2 separate regions of the Homo sapiens genome follow, and region 2 is linked to region 1. Evidence: chromatin loops called from intact Hi-C (ENCODE). Cell type or tissue: ovary. All regions are shown on one strand. Links, peaks and the distances in the headings refer to the core of each region. The heading gives the core; the rest is flanking DNA.

Region 1 (11,707 bases), core at 863-5,862:
AAAACATTTGAATGATGGATATTTCCTGACGCTTGTTTTACCAGATGATATATTAAGTTCATCAACCTCAATGGTAAATCTACCAACCCCCTTTGTTAATTCCAAGTGTCCCTTTTATTTTCTAAGCAGGAGAAGTTTGTCAATATCTCTTCTATATAGATCATAAAACAACTTAAAAAGCATTTTAGTTTATTTGTGCAGACCAATATAGACTCAGAGAAAAGCAGTTTCCCCAAAACAGTACCTGGTATCTGCTCACTCATCAAAGTAACCCTCTCTCTCTCTCTCATTGCTTCTTTGAAGGCAGCCGAAAGGCTGAAGTGTTCCCTGTTCGTGCATCCCTGGGACATGCAGATGGATGGACGAATGGCCAAATACTGGCTCCCTTGGCTTGTAGGTTTGTGTCTGTGTGGGGTCTGGAACAGAGGACCAACTCTTGGGTTTTTCCAATCATCTATGGAAACCTATTATGTCAAATAGGGAAAGTATGAATAATTAACAGGATTATGAGTAATAGCAGCTATCACTTACTGAGCTCTTACTTGGATTAATGCTATATATATATATATAACCTCATTTAATTTTAAACATATCCAATACCATCATAAATAAATCATATATTTAATCTATGAGTTTGACATTATAATGATCATTTTACAGATGGAGAAACTGAGGCTTGGAATTTTTAGGTAAGGTGTCCAGGTCACACAGTTAATACATGAAAATGTAATTTACACAGATATATCTGACTCCAAAGCCAGTCTTGCTACACAGACTCCCAAAGAGGCTTCAAAAAATGTAACCATACCTGTCTAGTAAATTTTTTAGACGATGATAATAGCATCAGCTCATACAAATGAGAACCCTAGAATTAAAGGTAGAAGGTCAACTTCCACCACCCAAAGATCTGAAATCTTATATAAAAGATGACCCAGGCTTGCAATTTGCCTGTTATCTGCTCCTCTCTTCTGCCCTTTGCCTCCTGCACTATCCATAGTTCCACGAAAGGGTAGAGGAGAAAGCTCCATTTGCTCTATCCAATCTCTCATCATCAGTTGTGGTAAGAAGAGATAGAGAACAGATGTAAAATTCTGGAGCTATAGGTGAAAAATACAGCTCATCTACAAACCCAATGAAAACTTGGTCCCCAAATGAAAAGTGCTGGATATTTTTTTCTTTTTTTTTTTTTTTTTTTGAGACAAGGTCTCACTCTGTCGCCCAGACTGGAGTACAGTGGTGCAATCTCAGCTCACTGAAAACTCCACCTCCCAGGTTCAAACAATTCTCCTGCCTCAGCCTCCCAAATAGCTGGGATTACAGGGGTACAATGCCACGTCCAGCTAATCTTTGTATTTTCAGTAGAAACAGGGTTTCACCATGTTGGCCAGGCTGCTCTCAAATTCTTGGCCTCAAGTGATCCACCCACCTCAGCCTCCCAAAGTGCTGGGATTACAGGTGTGAGCCACTGCACCCGGCCTGGATTTTCTTTAAGGGGACCATTGTTCTTTCTCTCCTCAGCCCAACTAGTACAATTAGTAATTATTAAGTAATCGAAATGGCAATCACCATGAAGAATTAAATGGGGCAATATATTGGAAGTCAAAAACCGGGATTTTAGTTTCAATTTAGTCTCTATTTCACTGTATTGCCTGTAGTAAATCACTTTACCTCCATGGGCCGTGGTCCCTCATCCGTAAAATGAGAATGCTGGTCCAGATTTCTCCAAAGGCCTCTTTCTGCTCATGTTTTATATATTCCTGTGATTGCTGTTGGAAACCAAAGTATTTAGTAAGGAGGCTTCCTACTCATCCCCTACCAAATTCTTGGGCAATAATTAATAGGATGAGATAACCCAAGATGCCCAGTGCCATCAAGCTTCAAAGAAAAATGTCACCCTTATTCACAAAACTCTGATAAGTCCCACAAGCTCATTTATTTATTTATTTATTTATTTAGAGACCGAGTCTCACTCTGTTGCCCAGGCTGGAGTGCAGTGGTGTGATCTCACCTCACTGCAACCTCTGCCTCCCGGGTTCAAGTGATTCTCCTGCCTCAGCCTCCCAAGTAGCTGGGATTACAAGTGCACGCCACCACGCACAGCTAATTTTTATATTTTTAGTAGAGACAGGGTTTCACCATGTTGGCCAGGCTGTTCTCAAACTCCTGACCTCAAGTGATCTGCCCACCTTGGCCTCCCAAAGTGCTGGGATTACAGGAGTGAACCACCGCACCCAGCCCACAAACTTATTTATATTGCAACAGGAGAGCATCTGCATATAGAGTCATTTCATCATCCATTTATGCAACACAAATACATTGATTCCTTCTAGCATGCCAGGCCCTGTCCGAGGCACTGAGGATATAGACACAAACAAAACCTCTGCCTTCATGGAGCTTATATTCTGGTTAGAGGAAAGAGATTATAAACAAGTATATATATATATATATATATCACAAGAAAACAGGCTAATTTTGGAATTTTATTCTGGATGCAAAGGTGGTCATTAGTGGATTGGAGGATTCCCAGCAGAGAAGTGTCATGATCCAATTCACATTATGAACGTAACTCTGACTGCTATATGGAGAATGGATTGTGGGGTTATGGTTCAAGTAATTATGGGAAAGTAGAGTCACAGAACTAGAAGAAAGTGATGCCATCCATCTCTCTGCCTTCAGGAAGCTCTACCCACAAACTGCTTCCAGATGGGTACAAATCCATCATGCTTCCAGAATTCCCAGGCAGCTGGGTGCCAGGGGCGTCTCTGCCTGTGAAGCAGTGACCAGCCCCGGGCAGAATGAGCATCCTGTGAAGCCTAGCTCCGCAGCCTACAGAGTCAGGCTTCCCCAGAAGGTGCAGGGCACAGCTGTGGAGCGGTCAGATTTCTGAGTCATGGTCTGAAAAGCAGTCAATGGCAATGTAGCTTGGACTGGCTCCTCAGGGATGAAGGCATTAGACATGGACCAGCTGCTTCTCCTAGGAGCACAAAGCACTTGAAATAATTCATTTTAATCCAGTTATTTTCAATCTCAGCTACCAGAGGCAGCAAAGATTTTGCAGGAATGACCATAATGATAGTTAATATTTAGTGAGCCCTTACTAAATGCCAGGTGCTGTCTGCCAATCCTCAAAACAACTCACTGGCAGGAACTCACCATTTTACAGATGAGGAAATTGAGAGAGAGACAGCTAATATTTTTGTTGAGCACCTCCATTGTGAAGTTCTGTCCGGGAACTTGGCCGACATCATTATTTGCAAGGCTCCACAACAGTCTTGCAAAATGGGCAACACAGACGTCATCTTACAGATGAAATGTGGGCTCAGAGCCATTAGATAACTTGCCAGAGGCCAGGAGGCAGAAAACTGGAGGAGCTAGGGTCCAGCTTGGACTTGGCACACTCCATCTGTCCCACTGCATCCCAAACTGAAGTCGGGGGAATTAGGGCAAAAACCAAGTCCTCTGGCTCCTCAATCTCTCTAGCCATTAGATGACTCTCCCTTCAAGTGGCAAGTAGGAAGTTTCACGTGGTTCTCCTTGCCAAAGTAATGTCCTATATAATACAGCCAAACTATGCCAGGGTACAAGGGCCTCAAGTTTCTTTGCACTGACAATTCCCCAGCCACTAACATCACTGAATTCTTCTTGGTGGGGTGATCATCCCTGAACCTTGTGACTATTTCCTCTTTCAGGAATGCCAGCAGAGACCACCATAGCCATTTGCTCCATGATCATGGGTGGAGTATTTGAGAAGTTTCCCAAACTGAAAGTGTGTTTCGCACATGGTGGTAAGACCCTATCTTTATTAGTCAGCTCAGGCTGTCACAACAAAATCCCACAGATGGGGTGACTGTAAGAAAACAGAAATTTATTTTCTCACAGTCCTGGAGGCTAGAAGTCCAAGATCAAGGTGCTGGCAGGGTTGGTTTCTAGTGAGGGCTCTCTTCCTAGCTTGCACATGGCCACCTTCCTCACATGGCCTTTGGTTTCTCCTCCTTTTCTTACAAGGACATCAGTACACCAGTCCTGTTGGATTAAGGCCCCACCTTATGACCTCATGTAACCTTAATTATCTCCTTAAAGGTCCTTTCTCCAAGCACAGTCACATTTGGCATTAGGGCTTCAGCATATGAGTTTTGAAGGAATTCAGTTCGTAACATCCTTCCAGCCATCATTCTAGTCACATGATGGTTTAGGAACCAAATTCTACTTTTGTAGGCAAGTTTAGTTTTGTCATTGTTTTTTTTTTTTCTGTTTTTTTTATTTAAATCCCTCTAGTTAGATCATGAGCTCTCCAGTCTACAATAGTCCCCACTATTCTTCATTGTTTACAAATAGGCCTATTTCATTCTTTTACATTGTCTGCCTGGTCCCCATAGGTAGTTGAATTTGTGACCCTTCAACAGACAGACACACACACACACACACACACACACACACAATCAAACTACACATGTTACTCGCTAACATGCCTTTCCTCCTCAACAGCATAGAGAAGACATCTTTCCAGGTCAACAAATACAGAGCTTCATCATTTTTTATGGTGTCATGTATGGCCTTATATTTCATGGATATGCCATCATGACTCAGATAGCCCCCGACTGATAGGTTGTCTCAATATTTTGCTATTATAATCACACTATATTTGAAAACTTTGATTACATATCTTTACACACTTGCCTTCACTCTTTTTTTTTTTTTTGAGACAGAGTCTCACCCTGTCACACAGGCTGGAGTGCAGTGGTGCAATCTCGGCTCACTGCACCCTCCACCTCCCAGGTTCAAGCGATTCTCCTGTCTCAGCCTCCTGAGTAGCCATGGCTACAGGAATGTGCCACCACACCCAACTAATTTTTTTGTATTTTTAGTAGAGGTGGGGTTTCACTGTGTTAGCCAGGATGGTCTCGATCTCCAGACCTCATGATCTGCCATCCTTGGCCTCCCAAAGTGCTAGGATTATAGGTGTGAGCCATTGTGCCTGGCCTGTCTTCTCTCTTTAAGATGAATTTCTCAAATCTGAATTTCTAGATGAGTTAATGCCATTTCTTCCATCATCTCCCAGCATTCAGAACACAATAGGTCCTCTGTAATTACTGTTAATCAGCTGGCCTACAGTAACTTCTTGCATATAACATCAAGACTAAAGGAATCCTTTACAATCAACACTAGCCCCTCAGTAATGGGTTTTACTTGCAGGTGGTGCCTTCCCCTTCACAGTGGGAAGAATCTCCCATGGATTCAGCATGCGCCCAGATCTGTGTGCCCAGGACAACCCCATGAACCCGAAGAAATACCTTGGTTCCTTTTACACAGATGCTTTGGTTCATGATCCTCTGTCCCTCAAGCTGTTAACAGATGTCATAGGAAAGGTAAGCCCAGTCTGCCACTTGGATGGCTTATGGGGAGCAGAATGCTGCATCAGCAACCCATTCTCTCTCCTTTGGCCTCTCTCCAAAAAAGGGATGGAAGAAAGGTATTAGATGAAAGGAGAGAGACAGTGAGGTTTGGGATTAGGTTTGCTCACACAGGGGATTCTCTCCAGGGTCTCCCTCCACACAGAGTACATAACACTAAGAAACTATTATATATGCCAGAGAAATCCCAGATCATCTACATGGCTGGGTATTCCCCCAGATCAGCTCCTCTTCCTTAGCGACATCCCTATATGCACCCAAAATGACACATGGCAATGTAGTAAGCAGGAAAGGGGCACAAGTTTCAAAGTCAAATTGACCTGGGTTAAAATCCTGGCTCTACCTTTCACTAGTTGGGTAAATTGTGAATACAACTGTCCTCATCCACTACATGGAGAAAACTGGAACATTGAAAGTGTGGAAAATGCATAGTTGGGAAATTGCGCTGGACAGGGAGTCAGGGGAAGATGATGAAGGGTCTTGTGTATCATGCCCTGAGATTTCTTCCTGGAATAATATGGCTTTTGATTCTCTCATTTAATTAAAACACCAGCATAGTGGTACTTTAAAGCGCACAAGAAAAAGTCTTTCCTCTGATGTAGTCTCCTCGCCAATCTCTCTGTTGGTGGCACACCCACCCTTTAAGTATTCTTTAAAAATGCTAACTCAGCAAGTTCAAGAATTTCTAGGGAAAAGGCCATAGTGAAAAGTCTAAAATATTTTGTATTTCAATTCCATCTTATTAACAGATATCTATAGAAGATTTCCACATTTTCCCAAGGGAAAAATCTTTGGGGTTAAAAGTATATAGACATATTTAAAAATTTGCAATATGGTACTTGAGTTTAGACTCTAAGGTTTAAAAAAATCATGTCGAGCAAAAAGAGGCCCATCATTTGAAAGTTGCAAGTAGTGGTTTATCTCCAGAATGGACACTTTATCTCATATTAATGCTGACTGTTTCTCTGGCTTGAGAAAATAACCAGAATATAAATATTAAGCATTTTAGCTTGGTAATCAATTATGTGGTTGAGCTGTGCCTCTGAGTTGTTTAGCTTTTGTGTCACCCCTGCAAACATGGATGGTTAGCAATTGGTTGTGACTGTTGATTGTTTTTGGTTTGGATGGAGAGTGATGAGAAGGCATGTAAGCAGAAGACTTCACAGGGCAGAAACTGAAAGAGACTTTGTGGGCTCTGGACATTGAGCAATGGAGGAAAGGAAGAGGGAAAATCATGTGGAATTGGGGGAAGGGCTGTTCTTATTACATCCCATCAAGCCTAGTACCTCCTTACTAGTATTCTTGGAAATTGAAAACACCAGGAGAAAACACCATTGCCAAATCCAAAGCCCATTTTCTAAGGGATACTATCAGCACCTTCAGCGAGCACCCAGTGCAATACACATTGGCCAGGGGACAGGAGCAGAAGAGGAAAAATATGGCAAATGCTTCATGTTAACCAGTGGATGGACTAGTTGGTGAGCACGTGTGAATATATTCCTATTAGGGACCTCCAGAAAAACTCAGCAGGTACTTTACAAACTTCTTGATGCTGAGATCTTACATTCAAACTGTGAAAGCTTGAGCTATAATAATTTGGGCATCAAAAGCAAATGTGACCTTATTTTATGTGATCTCACAGGCAGGTGAATCCAGGACATAGAAGCGGTATATATTAATAATTTAGGATTCTTTTTAAAATATTAATACTTCTTCATTCTAGTCATATTCACATTAGCAAATTCGCTTTTAAAAACAATCCCCATATCAGAATGGCTAAGGAAAGTCCTAGCTAGACATCTGGGCTAGAGAGCAACCTGGCCAGATTTGAGCAAGAGGACAAAATGCCGTGGAGGGAGGTCTCTAGAAAGAAAATAATGGAACTGATGAATTATTTGATCTGTCTGAGAGTTGGAAACAATTATTGCCAGACATTTAACAGATCTGTTGATGCATTAGGAACAAATGCAGGATATACATAGAAAATTAAGCTAATGAAAGAAAAGGAAATAATCAACTCCAAGAAAACAAAAAATCTACATGAGGGCAGATAATCACTGTATATTACTTGACTCAGCAGTGAGCAATATTTGTAGTCATAATAGGGTAAATATTAGTACTGGTTTAAATGAAAATCATAATTCTATTAAGAAAATAGAGTAAGAAAGAAATTCTCAATGATCATAATGGGAAATCAGTAAATACTCTCTAAAGTTAGTAAACTAAGAAACAATAGTATAAGCTTATTATCTGGGAATATAAAGGTAATTATCAAACGATGCATGCTAAAATGGTAAAAGTGGCTGCCTTAGGGGATAACAGTTGGGAAAGTGAGTCAGGGTTTCACTCTGTTACCCAGGCTGGAGCGCAGTGGCGTGATCACAGCTCACTGCAACCTCCACCTCCCAGGCTCAAGCCATCCTCCCACCTCAGCCTCCCAAGTAGCTAGGACTACAGGTACACACCACCACACCCAACTCTTTTTTTTATTTTTTGTAGAGACAGGGTTTTGCCATGTTGCCCAGCAGGTCCTGGACTTCAGCAATCTGCCTGCCTCAACCTCCCAAAGTGCTGGGATTACAGGCATGAGTCACCATAACTGACCCAAAAAGTGTTTTTAAAAAAGAGCTGCTTTTGATAATAAAGATATTTTAGTAATATTTGATTGTTTATGTATAAACTTTACTTTGATAAATATAAATTTTAAATAACATCTTAAGAATACACAGATACATGTCATATATAAAAAACCAAAACCATTATTGAGCACCTGCTATTTCTAAAACCCTGTGCTATTTGGTCAGAAAGTATTTAAATGGCATAATCTCTTGGTTGCATAATCTCTTGGCTTCCTTCCACCTCTAAAATTCTTTTGCTTTTAAATTCTTTGCTTTGATTTTTAAAGACGGATACAAAGAATGCAGGTTATAGATTATCAGTCTAACACTGTGAGAAATACAAAAAAATGGAAAACTATATTGCCTCCCTATATTAACATGATCACAGAAAATACACTTCACTATTTAAGTGGATAGATTTTTGAGAGGTCGGTCATACGCTCATTATGAGTATATCATAATTCTGGCTAGATCCATTGGTAACCTACCGCTGCATAATTACAGTCATGCATCACTTAACAGTGGAGATATGTTCTGAGAAATGCATCATTAGGCAATGTTGTGGTTGTGCGAACATCACAGTGCCCTTACACAAACTTTTATGGTACAGCCTACTACACACCTAAACTATATGGTATATAGCCTGATGCTCCTAGGCTACAAACCTGTACATGTTACTGTACTGAATACTGTAGGCAGTTGTAACCCAATGATACATATTTGTGTAGCGAAACATATCTAAACATAAAAAGGGTACAGTAAAAATAAGATGTAAAAGATGAAAAATGTATAGGGCACTTACCATGAATGGAGCTTGCAGGACTGGAAGTTGCTCTGGGTGAGTCAGTAAGTGAATAGTGAGTGAATGTGAAGGCCTAAGATACTGCTTTATATTACTGTAGATTTCATAAACACCCTACACTTAAGCTACACTAAATTTTTTAAAAATTTTCTTTCTTCAATAATAAATTAAATTTAGCTTACTGTAACTTTTTTACTTTTTAAAATTTTTTAAACTTTTTGACTCTTAATAACACTTAGCTTAAAATAAGAACACACTATACAGCTGTACAGAAATATTTTCTCTTTATATCCTGATAATCTCTCTTATATTAAAGAGAATTTTTTTTTGCTTTTTAAACCTTTTTGTTAAAAACTAAGACTCAAGTATACACATTAGCCTAGGCCTACACAGGGTAAGGATCATCGTCACTGTCTTTCACCTCCACATCTTGTCCCACTGGAAGGTCTTCGGGGTCAATAACACAGCTGGAGCTGTCATCTCCTACGACAATGCCTTCTTCTGGAATACCTCTTACAGGACTTGCCTCAGGCTGTTTTACAGTTAATTTTTTTTAATAAGTAGAAGGAACACACTCCAAAATAATGATAAAAAGGATAACATAGTAAATACATAAGCCAGTGACATCGTCATTTATATCATTACCAAGTCTTACATACTGTACATCATTATCTGTGCTATACTTTTTTTTCTTTAAGACAGTCTCACTCTATCACTCAGGCTGGAATGCAGTGGCATGATCTCAGCTCACTGCAGCCTCCACCTCCTGGGTTCAAGCGATTCTTGTGTTTCAACCTCCCAAGTAGCTGGGATTACAGGAATGCACCACCACACCCAGTGTATTTTTAGTAGAGATGGGTTTCACGATGTTAGCCAGGCTGGTCTCAAACTCCTGACTTCAGGTGATCCACCCACCTTGGCCTCCCTAAGTGCTGTGATTACAGGCATGAGCCACTGCGCCCAGTCTATCTGTGCTGTACTTTTAATAAGACTGGAAGAGATAGGTTTGTTTACACCAGCATCACCACAAACACTTGAGTAATGCATTGCACATAATAATAGTAGTAATAATGCATCACATTATGATGGCTATAATATCACTAAGCAATAGAAACTTTTCAGCTCCATTATAATTTTATGGGACCACCATCACATACACAGTCTGTCATTGACCAAAACATCATTATGTGATGCATGACTGTAATTACCCCAAAACTTAGTGGCTTAAAACAAGCCACATAAACAATAATAAACATTTATTATCTCTCATGGCCTCTATATGTTAGGAATTTAGAAATAGCTTAACTGACCCAAAATCTCTCAAGAGGTGAGACAGGCAAGGTGTCAGTCAGGGCTGTAGTTATCTAAAAGCTTGGCTGGGGCTAAAGGATTTACATTCAAGGTGGATTTTACCCATGAGTGGCATGTCAGTGCTTGGTTTTGGTGGGAGGCCTCAGTTCCTCTCCAGGTGCACCTCTTCACAGCTGCTTGAGTGTCCTCACAACATGGCTGCTGGATGCCCCCAAGAGTGAGTGATCTGAGAGAGAAATGGGGAGAGATGGTAATCAAGACAGGAGGGAGGGAGGGAAGAAGAGGGGGGGGAAAAGAGAAAAAGATAGAGAGAGATTGAACACACACCAGAGAGAAGCTATCCTTTTTATGACCTAGAGTCAGAAGTCATATAGTATTAATTCCATCACATTTTATTCATTAGAAGCACGTCATTTAATCTAGCTCACATTCAAGGGGAGTAGAATTAGATCCCACCTTTTGAAGGGAGGCTTATCAAAGGATTTGAAGGCATATTTTAAAACTACCTCATTCCACTCTCTGGCCACAAATTATTTATATTCCTCCTAAATGCAAAACACCCTCACCCCTACCAAGACTGCCCCAAAAGTCTCATCCATTTATAGCATCACTTTAAAGTCTAGGATTTTGTTGCTTAGATGAACTGGTGTATGAGGCTCCTCATGTATACTTTCTCCAAATCTGAAGAACTGTGAACTGAACAGACAAGTTCCTTTGTTCCTCACACACTCAATATAAAATGGCGAGACAAGCATAGGATACTTGCTATCCTTTCCATTCCAAAAGGGGAAAACAAGAGCTTCAGAGGAGGTCACTAGCCACTAGCAAGTCTGAAATCCATCAGGCACATATTGGTAGTTCCTTTATTAGAACTCAAAGCATAGAAACCATTCAACAAAAACATTCTTTTCGTTTTGTTTTGTTTTTGAGACAGGGTTTTGCTCTGTCATCCTGGCTGGAGTGCAGCGGCACCATCTCAGCTCACTGCAACCTCCACTCCCCAGACTCAAGGGATCCTCCAGCCTCAGTCCCCTAAGTAGCTGGGATCACAGATGCATGCCACCACAGCTGGCTAATTTTTGTATATTTTGTAGAGACAGGGTTTTGCCATGTTGCCCAGGCTGGTCTCGACCTCCTGGACTCAAGTGATCCACCCACCTCAGCCTCCCAAAGTGCTGGGATTACAGGTGTGAGCCACTGTGCCAGGCCAATTCAACATAGCTGTTGCTTCTACATTCTCAGTCATCTTTCCTTTTCCATAAAAGCCTGTGTTTGTGGCTGAGCAGTTTGTACAGACTGCTTAATGCCTGTACATGTTTTATAGTCCAAAGGTTTACTTTCCTTTTTTATATCTGTTCCTTTCAGTCCAAGCTGGTGGTGCTTCTAATACAATTCCTTTAAAAACCAAATGAGTCTTTCATGAATCTTATTAAGTTTCACATCATTAGGCAAAAGACTTAGCCACAAATCTCTGAGAAAAGCCCTTCTCTACCTTTGGGTTTCTGCTAAGGTGGCTGAGAGACAACAGCCTTAAGCTTCTGAGAAGCCCTTTTTGTTTGACTGAA
Region 2 (13,950 bases), core at 8,951-13,950, 410 kb before region 1:
AGGGGGACGTGCCTGTGTTGTCCAGAGAGCCCAGCCAGGGACGAAAAAGGAGATGAGGCCCCTTTCCTCCATGTCCCCATGCCCAGACACATACCTTGGCCGTAATTTCTTTTAGAATCCCTTTGGGAAGGAAATACAGGATTGAGGGATTTTGGAGTTTCTGGTAAACTCACCCTCCCTCCAGCCCCGCTATGAGGAGGAAAGTAGAGATGAAAGACTCACGCTGTTCATGGACTTGGAGAGGATTATCTTTGAGCCAAGATTTGGACAGGAGTGAAGTCGGTCCTTAAGAATTTGTGGCGCGACCGGAGCTGGGCTCCTGACAGGTGGGCTTGTGTTGTGTCCCCTCTGATGGCACCAAAGTCCAGGGAAGGGGGCTCTTGATGTCTGCTGGGGGAGTGGGGGCAGCTCAGGATGAATGCAGTGCCCTGTCCTGGCTACTCACCTGAGGGTGTAGCTCGCAAAGGTGGGAATCTGGTGCTGGCTTTTCCTTCAGGCAGGATCACTCTGACTTGTTGAGTAATCAGTCATCAGGTTGGCCTGGTCAGACACACTGGACCCCACCTTCCAAACCCTGGACCCCCCCATGCTCTGCCTTTGTATAAGTTCCCACCCCACTGAATCATTGCTGCCATGCTCTGTACAAGTTTGTAAGTTTCTGAAAAGCCCCTGACATCTCCATGCTGATGCAAGTGAGACCCCTTCTGCCTAATGTGAGCGGTTGGCGTCCTCCACTTGGCCTCTGCTGGGCGCCTCAGTCGCTCAATGATGTGCTCTGTGCCGGGGCTTCCAAGCACCCTTCCTGCTAACAGAGGGCGGCCCAGTGGAGCCTCCGCTGGGCAGAACTGATGGGCAAGGCGTAATGGCTGGTAGCTTTCAGAATGTGAGGGAAAGGAAGAATTCCGCTTCATGGGGACTAGAGTTAGTGTGGGGCCTTTAAGTCTGGGAAGTTACATTCTGCTTCTTTCTCAATTGCTACACAAATGTGCAGCCAGCCTTTTTTCTTAGGCCCACTGAGATCCCTGCTCAGTGCGTCTCAATTGTATCTCCAGTCTAAGAGGAGGGTGGGGGGCACCCGGGGCCTCCTCCACTCCTTAGGTGGCCCCCAAGCACATCTGCCAGGTAGAGTACCATGGGGAGGCCTCTGCCCTGAGCATCATCACAGGGGCGCCTCCAGACCTGGCTGAGAATAGCCTCTGCTTGGGCCTAGGAAGAAGGGCAGAAGTCCAAAGGAAACCTTGGTGAGTGAGTGTGTGTGTGTGTGTGTGTGTGTGTGTGTGTGTGTGTGTGTGTGTGTATGAGCCTGTGCATTTCTTTTAAGCAAGGGCAGTTTCCTGCAGTAGGAGGGCAGATGACTGGCATCCTTGCTGTAAGGAAGAGCTTTTTCCTTGTGAATGGGCCTCTTGGCTGTACCCTAGGGTGTGGGAATTTGCTAGAGTTCCCTGACCTGCAATCCCTGGGCCAGTGCCGCCCTCTCCTGGGCTCTTCCAGGAGCATTGAACACTGAGGATGTCAATGCAAGTATCTGACCAACAGGGGGAGCCTGCAGGCCGAGCAAAGTTTAACCCACTTAGCCACTGCTACTTAAGCAAGGAAGCTGAAAGGTAACCTTAGCCCTGCCTTGTGTTCCAAAAGCTGCAAGGATCATTTGCTGGCTGTCCCTAAGTTCAAGGCCTCCCTACCTTCCCCTTCTTTTCCAAGTCACAACCCGCCCTGCCCGGGCCAGACAGCCCAGAAGAACACTTTTCTGCCATTTAAAAATCCCTCTTTCATCCCCCCCAGTCCAGTATTGAGTGGAAGTGCGCCGGAGTTCCACTGACAGGGCAGCTGCTCTTGGAGCAAACAAGCCCACACTCCAGTTGTTTAGGGCATTATCTGAAGAGTCAGTGACCCCTGAATGTGTACTGGCTCCCAGGCCTCCTCAGACTTGGCCCAGGTCTAGTCAGTGATCCTGGAGAGGAAACTGGGGAGGGGGCTTCCAACTGCCCTGCATGGAAGAGGAGAGGAAGGTGCCCCTGTGTGGGCTGGAAGCCTGCGGAGGTTTTGCCATTGCTGATCTTGATAGAATCCTAAACCGATTTATAGCTGATAACAGTTCCATGGGGAGAGAAATCCTAAGTTATGATTAATGTTTTTCCCCGCTATAATATCTTGCCTGTTTTTTTGGATTATTTTCCCCATTGTGATCCTAAGCTCTTAAAAAACTTGAGGGAAAACATTCATCTAATTTACTAAAAGAGAAAGCTTTCCATTGAAAGGTAGATACTTTGAGGAGTAAAAAGACTTCTTTGAATGCTGGTAAACACCGCATTTATTTTGTGTATGCAGTTTGATTTGCACATGTATAAATGGAGATGCTTTTCATTTTTGTTTGGACTGGGTTTGTGTCACTGCTCATTACAGTTTGCTTTTTTGTGTGTTTGCTGTGCGTTTGGAGATATTAGTCAGTTTCTTTAGTGATATTTGTTTCCTTGATGTGCCTTTTCGTTTTTCTTTGGGGTTTTTGGAATCCGGATGCTGTTGAAGGGCAATAGCAGACTCCTCCAGCTAAGAGACAGGACATGTTCTTGAGCCACTGTAGCTGTTGAAGCTGGACACCAGACGCTCCCTATAACCCCCCCGCCAGGCCATAGCGTGTATGCATGTGCACTTCCACCCACAGAGGAGGGTGTGAAGCCTTGAGAACCTCAAGAAAGGGCTGGATTCTGCCATACCTTTGGGTCTACCTTGGGACTGCTGGTTGCCAACGTGTCAACCAGCCTGTGTTCCCTGCCACCCACGCACTTGCTGAGGTGTGGCTGAGGCAGAATCATGTGAATGGGTGCATCCAAGGAGTTCAGGGCCCTGCTTGGAGAAGAAATACTTTAGCATCATGAAAGGGAAAGAACGTGCACCCCTTTTTTGTTTCTTTAGTGAATGCAAGATTTAATAAAAGTGAATAATGAGCTTCCCCTTTGGGAGTGGAGCCCAGTGCAGCTCACTGACAGGGTTGACATCAGTATGATGTGTTGGACTGAAACTGTATGTCTGTAGGTAGGTGTGTGCCTTTTAGGGCAGACCACGGTGGCCACCCCATTTCTCCAAGGTGGTTTACCTAGCTTGTGTATATTAGACATTGCCACCCTCACCTCTGGCCAAAAATTCTTGATTTAAAAAGAAAAGTCTATTTTGTTAACGACAGGCTCTGTTGTATGTGTTACTATCCCAAGCCTGGATTATTTTATTTATTTAAAAGTATTTTAATTTCCATATTGGCTTTATTCTAATCCCATCCATCCCTGTGGAGCTGCAGAGCATCTTCATGTGAGTAGACGGATGGACATAAATAGATTCATGCTCATTTAGGAAGCTGGGAGTTTCGTGAAGCTGAGGGTGAGTTCCTGTGATTCTTGTTCGCTTCAACAAAAAGTGGGAGACCAAGTTTTTATAGCAAAAGACCAAATTAGCTGTAGAGTCTTGAATGCAGAAAAAAATTACCCTAGCTTTCTTAGCACTTAGGGTTTTGTGAGGATTCAGTGTTTAGCACAGTGCTTGGCACATAGTAAGCCCTAGTAAATGTTAAATATTGTTATTAGTGTTTCGTAAAACTTGAGAAATAGAGCTGAGCTCATTCCCTTCCTGTTGATTCAAAAATAATACCTACATGAAAACATGATTCCAAGTTGATTGAATGTTGTAGGAATTACTGGTTTAGAGTAGCCCAGTTCTCGGCCTACCCTGCTGGTTGGGATCTTACTGTATTCTTGAATGCACTGGTTTGAAAATATGCCAGACTTCAGCCCCCAAGGAAACAAGGCTGCAAGAATTTATGAACTCCAGCTGGAAAAGGTAAAGGTGACCTTTGGCTAGCCACATACTGGACCTTACCCCACTGACGTCTTTCAGAACATTCCAAGGGTTTTCCTCAAGGAACATTTTTGAGCTAGAAATTAAAATGGGTTCTCTGGCAGACTGCACCCCTTGAGTCAAAGTTAACAGTATTCCTTTGAATGCAATAATAGAGGCTTTTCTGCGTTAAGGGAGAAGGAATGACCAATTGAACTTACACATTCCCCAGGCAGGTCCCTTTGCCGGCCCCTACAGGCTGGGGTGGCCCCTCCTGTCCTCAGGGATCAGACTCCCAGACTGGTTAGTTCTGCATGTTTCCATCAAATTAAAGGTTATTCCCTGGCCGCCTCCTGGAGAAAACCAACCCCACCCTGCCAGCTGGGGGCAATGGGGCAGGGATTTTGGCCTCTCAGAACAGCTCCTAGAGGCTGCTCATGACTGAATGTTTTCCCAAATCACCTAAATATCGGTTTGCTTTTTGTTTTGGGGGAGAGGATTTAGCCTCTTACTTCCCTGATGGATTCAAAGTTTTATCTATCTCCTTATCTCCTGCCCTGTCTTGGCACAACTCTGGATAGATTGCAGGTGTGGAATTTGCTGGAGTTTGGTGACTTCGTCAAATTCCTTTGGATTCTGTTCCGCCAAATCAGCAGTCTCGTCCTGTGGATGCAGTGACTGGAATTTCCCATCTGCAAAGCATCTCTGTAGCCCAGATTTTGTGGAGCCTTAAGACACTCCCTCAATGCCACCCTGACCCCACGGCTGGAGAACCCTGTGCTTATGTGGTGGGCAGGGCCACTGTTGATGGAGGATGGCGGGGACGGGGTGGTGCTCAAAGGATCTGTGGTGCTGGAGGTCTACACGCCTCTCAGGACAGCGTGTCAGGAACCTCAGAGCAGCTTCACATCTGCCAAAGCTGAGAGGGAGCGAACTTGGGAAGCATTTTGCTCATTGTCCTACCCAAGTATTAATAGCATAATAGTTGATGCCAAAGGAGATGGTGACGTCCCTTCCACTGTAGTTGCTGTCACAACCTTGACGTCTTTAAGCTAATGGCCGTTTGCATCTGTGTCTTCAAACAGATCCTGGTTACAGCCATTTTGTGTGATTCACTTCGGGGGTTAAGTAATGCAGGATTCTGCAAACAAGGTGTCGCCGTCCAAATGTACTGTCCTGGCATAGAGAGCACTGCTTTGTTTTCCACTGTTGTAGAGAAAACTAGGGAGAACTTTATTTTTCAATAAACTTTTCTTGTGTGACAGGTGGAAGTGATTTTTGGGGGGGCGGGTGCATGCAGGGTCACCTCCAGAACAAAGCTGAGCTGCTGTCTAGGCGCGTCCCCAGCACACAGCTTCCCCCAGCTGTATTTCACGGTTTGCAGCACACTGTTGAAACGGCTGGTAGGAAGACAGGAAGGTATACTTAAGGAGTGGAGAGGGGAAGGTTTTACTACTGTGTATTCCTTCCCTTATATCACATCCACCACTACTCATGTTAGCGCACTCTCCTTGTGCTGCCTTCCCCTAGAAGGAAATTCAATTAGAAAGTGAACTGCTAGATTTTGAGAAAAATCTTTAAGAATGAGCTAATAAAAATAGCTCTATAAGGGGCTGAGCACCAGCGACCATTGGACCTAGAATAGATTTCTCCCTTTCAAGAGCAGCTTTTGAGCCAGGAAGCAGTGAGCCATGAGCAGCTGGTTAGGCAAATGCCCTGGAGACAGGGAAGGTTAGTCCATGCCCCACCCAACAGTTTGTCTGCAGATGACACTGGCCCTCATCTGCATGGCCTCTCTGAAGCTGGCGGGCCTCCTGGCTACGGCCCAAAATGGACACCCCACACAGTTCACAGAGCATGTTAGAACACAAGGGAAAGCCGAGTGCCTACATTTGGGCAACGCTACCAGTGTCACTTCCCCTCCCTGAGCTTCCATGATGTATATTAGACACAACGAGAAAACCAGCAGAAGAGAAACCTACAGGCTCCTACACTTCCCAATCTTTTTTTTCTTTAGTTCATGTTGTTACATATTAACATCCCTTGACGTATTCCTCAGTACTGCTGGGGAAGCAACCTGAAAGCATGGTACTGGACCAAGTTTCCATGACCTCACAGAACAAACTCCCTTCACTGGCGTGGAGGGGAGACAGGGCCCCAAAGCTGCAGCAAGGCCATGGAGCAGCTGTCCCTCGGTGCCAGGTGAGTGTGTGGCCCCTACCTGAGTGGTCAGAGAGGGCGGCCTGCACCACAGTCCTTCAGGGTCTCCACGTTCAGCACCCCTAGGCACAAGCTTCCCCTCCCAGGTCATCCTTCAGCCACAGCGGAAAACCTGCCCATGACGGGTCTCCCCATGTGTTGGTGCCGCACGGTGACGACTGCCAAAGATTGCCTTCCCATGCCATACAAAACAGGTAAAGGTCTTTATTGGTCAGCCACTACTGCCCGGGCAAGCAGTGGTGTGAGAGGTACAGAACGGTGCGGGTTGGGGAACACTCTACAGAATCTAAACCTACCGTGACATCAGCTGAGAACGTCTTGTTCCTTACAGAGGGAGCGATCCATCTCTCACAGACTGTAATGTACCCATTACCACTTAACACAGCATATAGATATATGCATATACGGATAGATTATATTTATTTATTACAAATAAACTGTAGTTTCACATCTCTCAAAAATGGACCCAGTTTTCACATGGATGTTCAGGTTCTGAATGTACAAGAAAAGGTCAATGTGCTTATTTAATTCGTCCATGCAAAGCTTATACGTGTATCACTAAGTACTTTAAAAAATAGAATGGTCTCCTTTTGAGCAAATCTGTTTAGACTTAGGATTAGTAAAACAGTATGAAATAATGAGATACACTGATAGAAATTAGGAAGTGACATACTGATGATTCTGGGTATGTAAAGGGTGAGGGGTACAATCTTCCCTTAAGACCTGCCAGGAAAGGAGAGACTTGGAACCAGGAGTGGCAGGGCCACCCAAGCTGGAGGAGGTGGGTCTGCTCAGTCCTATGCAGCGCAGGCTCAGAGCACCACCGAAGACCTTTCTGCCAAAGATCTCATCCTACCCATGAGAACCATCATACTCCAGAGACTAAAAAACGCCAGTCCCAGCTGGAGACGGGGAAGGAGGTCCATTCCTATGGGCATTGTCCCAACATGTTTGATGGGGGCGGCAGGTGATGGGGGCAAGGTAGATCCACCTGGCTGGGCAGACCTTGTCTTGTAATGACAAACCATGTGAAAGAAAACTTCCAAAAAGAAACCAGATGTTCAGTTAAATATTGGCACCCTTTGCCTATGTGGAAACTCCTCATCTCGATGGTCTCATGCGGATGCTGGCCCCCTTCACTCAAACATCTCGTAGTGACGTGTCTGCCTCACCCTCGGCACCATGTCGATGAGGAGTCTGCAAAGACGAAGACAGACAAGGTCACCTCCATGGCATGGGGCTGAAGAGCTTGGGGAAGCGTATTTTCATTTTTTTTTTCCTGAGATAATTCACATACCATAAAATTCACCCTATGTGGCTCGGTGGTTTTTAGTATATTCATCCATTTGTGTTATCTCAGAAACCCCATGTCCACTGTACCATTCACTCCCCATCCTCCCCACGCCTGACGAGAAGTACCCTCCTTCTGGCCTCTATGGATTTGCCTATTGATATTTTATATAAACAAAATCACATAACGTGGCCTTTTGTGACTTCCTTCATAATATTTGAGGTCCATCTATGTTGGAGCGAGTATTAGCACTTCATTCCTTTTTGGGGGCTGAATAAGTGTCCACTGCACAGATCTACCACATTTATCCATTCATCTGTTAATGGACAATTGTGTTGCTTCTGCGTTTTGCCTATTGTGAATAACTCTGCTGTGAATTTCACAGACAACTTTCAGTGTGGAGGTTTGTTTCCATCCTCCCGCAGTGTATACCAAGGACTGGAAGTGCTGGGGCGAATGGTAACTCTGCGTCCATGGCAGCACCATCGTCCATTCCCACAGCCATGGATGAGGGTTCCACTTTCGCCACGTCCTCACTGACGCTGGCAGTTGTCCCTCTTTTTGATGATAGCCATCCTACCTTTCCTTGAGAATGGAAGCATTTTAACATTTAAAAGCAGAGCACCCTTTAGAAATGGTTCTCTGAAAGGCCAGCTCCAGCCTGGGTGCTGAAGTCCATGTCAGTGATGCCAGCACGGCCTTTCTGCACTGACTAGTCCCCTTTTGCAAGAAGTTCTCTAAGGCTAGGGATGCGGCCTCTGGCCAGCACACTGTTGCATCCCCCATTTGTGGCAGGAGGGGCTCCACTTGTGAGGAAACCACGCAAAGGTGCTTCCCTGGGGCATCATGAAGACTGTCAGAGAGGAAGGAGCATAGATGTCAGGACACGAAGGGTCCTAAAGGCATCAGATGGAAATCAAGGAGTGCCTTTGTGGCTTAAAGGCCTGATACCTCTTGTCCCTGCCTCACTTCTGTGCCAGCCCCAAGGATATCTGACCCCTGCTGGGTGCTTTTCCAGTCACCTGACACTGGTCAGGCTCAGGAGGGGCACAGGTACAAAATATGACCTTCAGAAGCCTGTCATTTCCTGACTGGGGAAGGCGGTGGAAAAGGGACACTCCTAGCTGCCAGGAAAGCAAACAGGAAAGCACAAGAACCTACTTGACCCCATAGGCAAATATGGTGAGGCCGATCAGAACGCCTATGCTGCCGTCCAGGTACCAGACCGCCGAGTCATGCTTGAACACTTCCGCGCTCAGAAGAATGGAGAAGCCCATCACGCCACCCACGAGGGAGTTAAACCCTGCAAAGGAAGTGGAGAGAGGCTAGATGGCAGTGCCAAGCAATCCAAGAAAATCACCCAAATGCCAGTCCTGCCTCCACGTAACTGGAGCATGTGCTGGGAGGAATGATGCCCAAAGCTCTCACGAGTGATAGCCACCACCTGGGCCCATCAAGTCTCTGCTCAAATGTCACCAGATACCTCCCAGAATAGAGCCGTCACCCCCACCATCATTCTGTACCTGCTTTATTTCTCTTCTGGGAACTGACGCCATATGTGGTTTATAGCTGGTCTCGCCCGTGCCCGCTAGAACGCAAACCTCCTAGAGGCAGGGGTGTGGTTTTCTGTTGAGTCCACAGTCCCCAGGACAGTTCCAGGCTCACAGTAGACATTCAAATACTTGGGGACTCATATCTGAGTGTCTGCTGGGCCAGATTCCGAGTTGGGTGTTCAGGACGTGTGGTTACCTATAACCTTTCTCAATCGTGTGACGTCACATTATCATCATCATCCCTGCTTTCCGATGAGAAAACTAAGAATGAGGTTAAATACATTGATGGAGGTTATCCAGATTGAGAAGGGCATTCTATCCCAACCTGCATCCTTTCCCTCCCGAGTCTCCTCTAAGTAACCTGAGGTTTTTTCCTTTCCCTCCAGAAGAGAAATGTAAAGTCTATTATGCTAAGTTTTTTGCAAAGTATTGGCTACATGGTTGGAGAAATGGCCATAAAAACAGAACTGGAGCTACTAGATAGTGACTGCCATCTCCTTTCACACAGCAGCCCACTGGGGCTCCCAGCTTACATGTGATACTTCTACTTTACCAGAGCTGTCAAAGGCCACATGGGAAGGGAAGGGAATGGCTTAAGGTAGCTTCTAGGGTCTCCCCGCGAAGGACACCAGCTCCTCCCCTGCCCCAACACACTGGTGGCCCCAAGAGAAGCTCCAGGTCCACGCTGCCCAAGGAGGCCCTGCTGGTAGGTTTGTGCAGGCCCGTAACCTCCCACGCCAGGCCTGGCTTCCCCTGGGGCAGAGGAAGATTGCCAGGCAGGGATGACCTGAGCAAATCTACTCAGGATCCAAGGCAGGGATGCAATGGCCGCTCACAGGAATGGAAGATGAACCGCGGACCTGCAAGGGCACCCCAGGGACTGGCCTGGACCCTACAACGCACTTGGTGGCACGCCCTTCTCTCCCCTGTGCTCAGGACACCGAGGTTTGGTCGAGGATACCTCATATTCCCCACACCACATCCACCACCCACCTGTAACTGTTCCTGTAACAGGAACAAGGGCTGGTTCTTGCGATGTTCCTCCCTCCCTCCTTCCCAGATTGGATTGGATTGCTCCTACTGGGATTAACCCACCTTCCCATCCCCAGTGAACTCTTCTTCCACCCCACGCCTCCCCCATCTGCTACTGGCCTTCACAAAACCCGCAGAAGAGTCTGCCTGCTGCCTCCACACTCACACCCCCCTTCTGCCCGGGTTCCCTCCTCCCCCAGCCCTTCCCAAAGTCAAAGTCATCCTCATCCTGCTACCTGCAGTGGTGACAGGCCCCCTTTTGGTGGGGGTCAATCCCTAGCCCCACACCCCCCTCCCCAGGCTCCTCCTGTCCCCTTTGCTGGGTCCTCCCCTGCATCCCCACCTGAGTGTCCCAGGCTCTGTCCTCTGAGCTGGCCCTCTGCCAATCCATGAGCCCTGCTCCCCTCAATTCCCAGCTTTTGTCCTGACCTTTGACCTCAGGCACAGGCTCCTCATGGAAGCATCTCAGACTGACCACAGCCATGACAAAGCCCTGAGCGCCACCTCGCCCTCCGCTGCATGCTCCGTAGATGGGGCCACCAGCTGCAGAGGCCAAGATTCTAGGAGCCCATCTTCCCTTACACCACCAACCTGCCCCTCGAGCCCCTTGCCAGATGTTACCCCCCCCCAAATTCATTCTCACTCTCCCCGCTGATCCCTGCTCTGTCCTGGCCACCTGTGGCCCTCCCTGTACCCCGCCACAGCCAGAGGGACCCTCTGTCGGTGAGCAGCAGCCAGACTCTCCCGCAGGAAAGCCCCCGTCACGGGCTCAAATCCCACCAGACCCCTCACATCCAGCCACACAACCCTGCAACAGCCATCCTGCCCTCCCCTCAGGGCCACTGGGCTTGTCACCATCACCCAGGGCCTCCCTCCCAGCCCTGTCCTCAGCCCTCAGCCCCTAAACTTCCTCCCCTCCACCCACCACTCCCTCCTGCCTCCAGCTAACAGGCGAGCTTTGCCATTTTAACCGCCCCCCTCCTCTCACTGGAAACCTAAGCTTAAGGACAGGAACTTTGTCTCTCCTTGCAGTATTCGAAGTCCCAGGACAGGGCCTGGCATTCATCAGGGGTGCAAATGACCGCTGCATTAACAAGTGACCACACGAAGGAGGAAGTAGGCAGGCAGGCATGGGCCCAGCCTGAGCGCCACCCCTGCCTGGCTCCCGCAGACAGTCACCCCAGGAGAAGCAAGCCCAAGCCAGGTGCTGCTCAGAAAAGAGGCAAAAGCGTGAGGTTCCCCAGACAGCCACTAGATGTCTGCTCAGCTCCACCAAGTCACCCGCTCTGCCAGCCAGCACCAAGGCCGGCCCAGCTTGCTATTCCTGACAGCAGGTCCACCAGGTGTTCCCCGACACCCCACAGCTGAGAGGCTGGTGGCAGGGGCACATGTTTGCTGCTTCTTCTAGGAGGAGACTCTGCCTTGCCTGGCTCGGCTCACCTTTTGTGATGACAGAGCCTGACTCATTTCAGCTTCACTTCTTGAGAGTCTGCCTGAGGATGCTGGATCAAGCACACAGGGACTAGGGACCGAGTCAGTGGCCACCTGCCACTTTGCTCCAAATGTCAGGGCCTTCCCAATCCGTCATTCCACATGAAGAGCCCTGAGCCCCCAGCCCAGCAGGCAGGCCCTGCCGTCACTCCCCTCTGCAGTGCCAGCCCCACGAGCTTGGCCCTGTCCCCACAGTTGCAACCACAGATCCGCTCTAACACAGAAATGTTATCAGTTTAGGAGCATACAATGGCACAAAATGATGGCTGAGGCCATCCTGATTACAGCTCCACCAGTCTGGCTTTGCCAACTGGATCAGGATCTGTGTAGTTAAAAACATTCATTGTATGCAGAATATTCTAATTTAAAAGTTTCTTGTGTGCTTGAAAGATCATCATAGATGGGGTATTTGAGAACTGGATATGAGCAGGAGAAAACAGCAGGCTCCTGTTTCAGAGGGGCTTCTAGATTTGCCCCAGCTGTTCCTGTAGGACTGAAGCTGTGCCCCTCGTCCAGAGCGCTCCCCCAGTGCTCTCTCATGCTCTTCCTCTGATTTGTAGTGTGTGTTTGTTGTACAAAATCACATTACCCTAGTACAAAGCAAGCTTCAGCCCAGTCCCAATAGCAACAAACCCATGATGACAACACATCCAAAGCCACAAACCAGATCAGACCAGATTCACTGCACCGCACAGGGTGAAGTGGGGAAGTCTGGAATTTCCCCATCATCTCCATCGGCCACACCCTGCTGTCCCTTTCCCTGAAGATCTGCCTCCCAGCTGTAAGGACACCCCAGCGACAAGTGAGCTGGCAGCATCAGCCTGGCCCACTTCAGCCTGGCTCCGGGTTGGGACCCAGTTGACAGGGGAAGCCGGCCCTCTCCCACAAAGGGGATGCTTGGCTCTGCCACAGCCTGGCTGGCAGCCTCAGGGAACCCCCAACGTTCATGACAGCCATGGCTCCCTGAGCCCATCCTGCCCGCCCACCTTCCAAAGTGAGGAAAGAACAGAGAAGATAATTATAGATCGCTCCCTAGTTCTGCTAATCAATGAATGTAAGAAGCCCAGATCCCAGATAGTACAATTAGCAGGAGGCTGTAATTACTGCTGCATGTTTTGCCGGCAACACACCCACCTAGCAGGGGATCGAAGGGCCACAGAGCACAGGGCCCCCTGGGAACAGGCTCGGGGGCGGGGGGCATTGCCTCTGCTCTCTGTCTCTCTCTCTCATTAAACCCACTCAGCCGATTCATCCCCACGCTGACCATTCTATACCTACCCTACCACTTCCCATACCCTCTCCTTCACCCTATCCGAGCTGCCATCCCCTCCACTCCCCAGGCCTCCCTCTGCTCAGCTCCCAGCTCCCTCGACTCTGCTCCCCACCACCAATGACCAGAGGGCTCTGCAGAAAACAGCACTCATGTCACCCTACCTGTTTCAACATTTGGCAAAATATTCCAAATCCCACCCTAGACCTCAAGCCCTGCCATGCTCTGTCCCCCCACTTCCAAGTAAGGAAGGGACTCCCCCATGCCCCTTCCTCACTCGGACTCCCTCCGCCTGAAGGACGGCTCTTCCCCACTCTTCACCTGATTATGAGACTGTTTTCACCCAAACTCCCCACTTTTCTTTGTAATGACCTCCTCCCTGGTTCACAAGTATGGTGGAAATACTGCTTACGTGTGTGATGGATTCATGTGCGCAAACCAGAGTCAGAAGTTGTTTCATTAGAAAAGCAGCCTTATTGTTGTTCTCCTCTGTACACCACATAACATGATGAAAGCCAGAACAGTGAAGCCTAGACCGAGATCGTGTATCTGGAATATCTATGTTAGGAAACAGCACCAACCAAGTCACAGGGCCAGTGTTCCAAGGAGGGGGGTCAAGTCCCATGGTCATGGGCAGGGTGGGGCCAGGGACTCTTGCTGGGGCTCTGACTGCTGGATCCACAGCCAGGTGTCCAGCGAATGAGGTTTCCTGTACCCCAACTGCGGTCAGTGAGGTGGATAAAGATCCCACAGATCTGCGAGCCAGAGGGACTTGACAGCCTGCCTGGGAACCAGCCGAGGAGCTGCCTGCTATGGACTCACCACTGGGAGCCCACAAAGCTGTTCAGACCCACACTGCCTACCCCAAGGGCTCCTGCCCTTCCCTCCTGTTCCAGGTGAGGAGACATTGCAGGGCAGGTGGGCAGCACACACAGCTGAGGGAAGCCGAGGCCAGCCAGGCCTCCACTCTGCATCCCTACAGGGCTGGGCCAGAGTGTGGCCCTCAGAACCACGTAAAGGGACCTCTAAGGCAGCTGGAGGTCCCAACCCAAACCCCTGGCCAGGGCCCACTCATCCCTCGGCTCTCAGCACAGAACCCACCTGGTGTCCTGGCTACACTCATCCCTAAGGAAAGAAGGGCTCCATGGCCAAGGAAGGCATTTGATTTTGCAGACCACAAAGCAGCAGACTACAAAAATCCCAGTGGGTGAACTCCCTACCCCAAATCCCAGGTCTGCCCCAGACAAGGAAGGCCATGCAGATGAACC

Evidence for each region. Peaks named below come from ENCODE experiments on the same cell type or tissue, not always from the same donor. Only the 100,000 strongest peaks of a DNase experiment are listed, where the experiment ranks them.
Region 2: it touches region 1 in a loop (2.7-fold over the local background); 1 of 110 quality-filtered maps calls a loop at or near these places.

What each region holds. Positions count from the first base shown.
Region 1 is chr2:134,867,276-134,878,982 of GRCh38, forward strand. ACMSD (aminocarboxymuconate semialdehyde decarboxylase) reads left to right here. Exons shown (of 10, transcript NM_138326.3): 6 at 304-397; 7 at 3,690-3,785; 8 at 5,194-5,366. It overlaps CCNT2-AS1 (CCNT2 antisense RNA 1), which reads right to left. Exons shown (of 5, transcript NR_036549.1): 2 at 10,245-10,368; 3 at 8,832-8,863; 4 at 1,669-1,766; 5 at 1-464. Among named protein-coding and RNA genes, the nearest start is that of MIR5590, 15 kb to the left of the region's middle. In ovary, for the core only: no CTCF peak of the experiment used is centred there; a DNase peak (open chromatin) is centred at 2,886.
Region 2 is chr2:134,449,535-134,463,484 of GRCh38, forward strand. TMEM163 (transmembrane protein 163) reads right to left here. Exons shown (of 8, transcript NM_030923.5): 7 at 8,498-8,639; 8 at 6,225-7,242. The coding sequence ends at 7,182. It overlaps MGAT5 (alpha-1,6-mannosylglycoprotein 6-beta-N-acetylglucosaminyltransferase), which reads left to right. Exons shown (of 16, transcript NM_002410.5): 16 at 1-5,087. Among named protein-coding and RNA genes, the nearest start is that of MGAT5, 200 kb to the left of the region's middle. RefSeq lists enhancers at 10,706-11,207, 11,208-11,707. In ovary, for the core only: a CTCF peak has its summit at 11,196 (motif pointing right); DNase peaks (open chromatin) are centred at 9,597 and 11,197.